Linked DNA regions of Homo sapiens: region 2 is linked to region 1. The links are chromatin loops, found by intact Hi-C in ENCODE. Cell type or tissue: HCT116. All regions are shown on one strand.

Region 1 (2,500 bases):
GGGCAAGGTGACTGAGACCTCTGTTTCTACTGGTCCTCCTTCACTTCTGTCAGTCCATGATTCTCTCAGCATTTCATTTGTGCCCTTTTATTTCTTCTCCTGGACTGTTAGTTTACAGTCTTGTTAGGGGTAATTCCGCTACCCCAGAAATCAATGCCTTGTGACCTGTTGTGCAAAGTGCATGGGCTCCCCGAGACCTTCAGAGCAGCCCACAGGGCGCAGAGAAGGGGGCAGTCTCTCCTGCGTCCTAAGTCCTGCCTCCCCCTGCTCCCTCCCTCTCCAATGCCACCCTCTCTCCCTGATTCCTTTTGGGTAAAAGAGCATTAGTTATTGATTTTTTTTTTTTTTTTTTTTTTTAATGACAGGGTCTCACCCTGTCGCCCAGGCTGGAGTGCAGTGGTGCAATCTTGGCTCATTGCAGCCTCTGCCTCCTGGGTTCAAGCAATTCTCCTGCCTCAGCCTCCCGAGGTGCTGGAAGTACAAGCACACGCCACCATGCCTATCTAATGTTTGTATTTTTAGTAGAGATGTGGTTGGCCAGGCTGGTTTCGAACTCCTGACCTTAAGTGATCCTCCTGCCTTGGCCTAACCAAAGTGATGGGATTACAGGCATGAGCCACTGCCCCCGGCATGATTTTTTTTTTTTTAATTCCAGGTTTGAGGCTCCTAGACAATCAGTCAGTTCATAATCCTCCAAGTCGCGAAGTACCCACTCCCACCAACTTTTATAAACCCCTGTCTTCGAACAAGATGACCTTGGCTTTCTTTCAGCCTCCTTTGCTGAAGCCGTTGACTGGTATCACCAGGATAAACACAGGCGTGGGCTGACCACAGGGAGCAGAGGTGCTGGGCCTGATTTAGCCTCTAGGCCTTGAGGGGGTAGCTGATGGGGCAAGCTTCCTGGGCGGGATTACAAGAAATCCTAGGGCATCCTTGGGCGGTGTGTCTGGGGGGTCCAAGGGTGTTCTGAATCTGTGTGACCATAGTGAGCGGCTGTGCCGAGGCATTCTTCCAGGGAGAGGGTCAGTAGTTTTCATCGGTTTCTCAAAGGAGCCTGTGACTTTCAAAACTTTAAGGAGGCTGGCGTGGATGATCTCCCTCGAGGTCCTTCCTGCTTCAGCCTCTGCACTTAGGAGTTAAGAGCTTTGTTAGGAGCCACGGAGTGGAGACACAGGCAGTGGCTGATTCCTGGGCGCCGCCTTCTGGTGGTGGGGTGCATAGCACCTTTGGGCAATTGGAAAACCCCTGGGCCGACTTCCTGTCTGGACAAGCCCTAGGAAAGGCTCTGGGAGGAGTTTTTGGAATCTGGGTGCAGCTGCCTTCCCTCCCAAGAGATGGAGAATGGTTCTGGTCCAAATATGGAAGGGAAACCCTGGCAGGTCACATTCCTTCTCCTCGTTCACTCTGCACTTGGCTTCTGAGCCCCCTCAGGAGGCTGCATGGGAGTTGAGAGTCAGGAACCATGTTAGCCCTGGTCTGGTCTGGGTAGAGGGTGTGGCAAGAGTGGCCTTGGTTTGGGAGGGAGGAAGTTTTGCCTTAACTAGGGGTAGAAGACCTAAGGAACCCTGGCCAGAATAAAGGCAGAGCTTTGTACATCTCAGAAGGCTTCCCTCAAATCAACGCCTTCACCCTACTTCCATCGGGAGAGGCAGGTCCTGTCTGAGTCCAATTCACAGATAAGGACAGTGAGGCCCATGTAGGTGATGTGATTTGCCTAAGCCTACACAGCTAGACGGATTTGGATCCAGTCTTTCCACTGGAAGTCCCACTGAAGATAAACACTCCCACCTTCCCCAGCCTCCTTGCCTCCTCCCCTGACACCCCCGCTTGGGCTGCCTGGGGTCAAGAACCTGCATTTAGCTCAGCATGCTTCTGGTGGGTGGAGTCCAGGGGGAAGGGTGAGAGTCCTGCTTTCTAGTTCCTTCCACCCTCCATGTGCAGTGGACCCATAGGACCAGACCAACTGCCTTGGGCCTGGGGCAGAGCAGGGCAGGAAGCTGAGGCCGCCTCCTCAACAGGGGTGCTCCCTGTACCATCCTCCCTGAGGTTGGAAGGCAGCTGCTTTGGGATAACAAAAAGGAAGGCCCCAGTTCCCACATCAGAGTGTAAAGCAATGGGGCTCAGCATCCCACTGGGTGTTGGAGGCTGAATATGCAATAGAAGCCACGGAAGGTTTGACCATCAAGTGATGGGTCCATGACATGTTACTGAATGTAAGTCAGGTTGAAGCTGGGAGGATGGTATTACAGAGCCCTTTGTCTTCCCAGCTTAGTTGCCACTTCCTCTGGCAAGCATCCCTAATGGCCACTCTGAGTTTGGGAACCTTCCCCCGTCTTCCTCCCTGGTACGTGGAACTCACATGCTCATTGCATTTGACACTCTCCATTGTATTTTCCCATTTGCTTGTCGGTAGCCCTCTTAGGCTCTGGGCATCTAAAGGTAAGACCCCGTTTGTCACATTTCACTATGGTAACATCACATTTCACTATGGTAACCCAAG
Region 2 (2,500 bases), 230 kb before region 1:
GGGTTCTCACAGAAGCTGGAGGCTTGGGAATATGATCACCTGCTTTCTCGCATTCTTTGAAATGTGGTCAGCAAGCTGATGATCTTTTGCAGCTTTTTAATTGCTTTGTTACTGCAGTTTCCACTCTTTCAGCTCCAGCTGGGCTGACTGCAGCTGCAGGGCAGAAATTCTTTCCAGAGCCTGAGCAGAGCAAGAACCTCTGTGATGTGGCTGACCTCAGACACTGGACCCAACACTTCCTCCCCAGCCTGAACATTTGCGTCACTCCATCTTATGGCACCAGGCACCATGAGGCTATAAGGAGGACGGGGACGGGCTGTCTTTTTGTGCCATTCCTTTTGGGGCCCAGGACCTAAGCAGGAACTTCAAAGGGACCCTGTTGGCACCAGCTCTTCTGAGAAGCACATGGAACTACTGCCCTCCCTTTCCTAGGGGCTGGGCCCTCAGAGCTGCAGGGTGCAGGCCTACGTGAGCATTTGGGCACCACTCCAAAGGCTTCTGTGTCATTTCCTGGTGACCTTCAAGCAACAGAGATTGTTAGGTGGGGCAGGATTTTAAAGACCCAACTTCACTGGGGACCTGACGGTAGCATCCAAGGAAAGGCGTCAGCCTTCTGCTCTAGAATTCATGTTCTCACGGTTTTGCCTCTAGCCTCAGAGGGATCTGCACTCCCAGCAGATTAAGATCCTCGTTTCTAGGCCAACACACCCATTTCACAGATGAGGAAACTGAGAGTCAGAAAAGGCATGGACAAGCCCTGCCAGTGAGCAACACTAGCTCTAGACTCTGGGTCTCTCCCAGGCAGCTTGGCTCAAACCAAGCCTCTTACATCAGCATTATTTTATTTATTGCTTCCCCTTCCCTACTCTTCCACACCCCTCTGTATCAACGGAACAGCTACTTGGACCCTCCTGGAGGAGGGCCCCACAGGGCAGGGTCTCAGAGTTGTTGGCAAAGACTTGGGGAGCTGGGGCTCCCTGGCATGAAGATGGAGGTTCTGCCCTCTCCTCCCAGGGGCCAGAAGGGGGCCCACAGTGAAGCAAAAGAAGAGAAAAGCAGCCTGCTCACTCTGCCTCTCCAGAGGGAGGTGATGGGAAGTGGCAGCCATGGAGGGAGCCCGCAGGGTCTGGCCCCCAGGGCCCTGGGGCACAATTACCTCATCAGGCATTTCCAGCTTTTATGATCTGCCAACAAGGCCACAAGTGACGCAGACACCTCCCCTGGCAGCCTGTTCTCCAGGGCGATGGGTGGTGATCTCACCCTTGCTGGAATGCCACTGCCATCCGCATGCCCCTGGCCAGGCCAGAGGCCACCAGGCCGAGGCCCAGGCACTGAGCAGGGGCCAGAGGGAGTGAAGTGGCCTAGATGAAGAGAAGGAGTCAGCAGGTGAGCTGAGGATGCCACCCAGGAGGCCTGAAACTGGGGCTGGGAGGCTAAGAGAGCTCGGCCCTAGGGAAACAAGAGAGGGCTTGAAGTGCATTCAAGTCAGTGGGACAGCTACTCCCGGGCCCTCCTGCTTGGAATCCCCAAACTGGGCAGCGTGGGGCACCTTCAACTGCTGCTCACTCTGTGCTCACCTTCCTCAGCTCAGGGATCTCAAACAGCCAGTGTTTCCCTCCCCACACACCAGACACACACACACACACACATGCACACACACCACACACATGGCCTGTGCATCTGTGTAACAAATCACTAGTATTGAGTTCAAATCTTGAATTGGACACTTGGTAATGGAAAGACACCTTGGGCAAGTTACTTTCCCTCTGTGTGCCTCAGTTTCCTTGCAAAATGGGAATCACACCAATAGTGTTTTCTTCATAGGGCTACAGTGAGCCAGTGCGTAGTGTCTGGAATGTGGGACGTGCTCAGAAAAGGGTAGTTATCACTGCTGCTGAGTAACGAGAGCAGGCTAGAGGAGAATGTTCATAGCCCCCTACCTCTACCTTTGCCCCCAAGTCAGTAAGCGGCAACTAAAGGCAGGGAGCCATCTCGGAAGTGCTGGAGGCCCACACTCAAGGACTCCAAGTGTGACTGATATTAAAGAACAGCAACGTAGATTTTAGGGCATCATCTGTCTACCCCATTGGTACTTTGAACACTTCAAGTAATTATTATCTCTGTTATAATAAATAATGCAATTGAGGTTGAGAGAGTGTAAATGGCTATGGCTATTCAAAGTGACACAGCTAACCACAAAAATCAAGGTTTACACACAGTACTTCACTGGCCAAGGCCCCCCGCCCCAGAGGTCACTGACCGCTAGTGTTCTAGTGGTTTTGTTTGTTTGTTTGTTTGTTTTTTCTTTGCTCTGTCGCCCAAGCTGGAGTGCAGTGGCACAATCTCAGCTGTCTGCAACCTCTGCCTCCCAGGTTTAAGCGATTCTCCTGCCTTAGCCTCCTGAGTAGCTTGGACTACAGGCGCGCATCACCACACCTGGCTAATTTTTGTATTTTTAGTAGAGATGGGGTTTCGCCATGTTGGCCAGGGCTGGTCTCGA

The links. Peaks named below come from ENCODE experiments on the same cell type or tissue, not always from the same donor. Only the 100,000 strongest peaks of a DNase experiment are listed, where the experiment ranks them.
Region 2: a loop joins it to region 1, with 5 times the contacts of the local background. A loop is called at or near these places in 11 of 110 quality-filtered maps.

The regions. Positions count from the first base shown.
Region 1 is chr18:47,771,524-47,774,023 of GRCh38, reverse strand. No RefSeq gene overlaps it. Among named protein-coding and RNA genes, the nearest start is that of SMAD2, 160 kb to the left of the region's middle. In HCT116, a CTCF peak has its summit at 1,206 (motif pointing left); a DNase peak (open chromatin) is centred at 1,183; H3K27ac peaks cover 338 bases.
Region 2 is chr18:48,001,877-48,004,376 of GRCh38, reverse strand. No RefSeq gene overlaps it. Among named protein-coding and RNA genes, the nearest start is that of SMAD2, 72 kb to the right of the region's middle. RefSeq lists enhancers at 702-1,201, 230-1,429, 1,202-1,703. In HCT116, no CTCF peak of the experiment used is centred here; DNase peaks (open chromatin) are centred at 456 and 1,206; H3K4me3 peaks cover 800 bases; H3K27ac peaks cover 1,918 bases.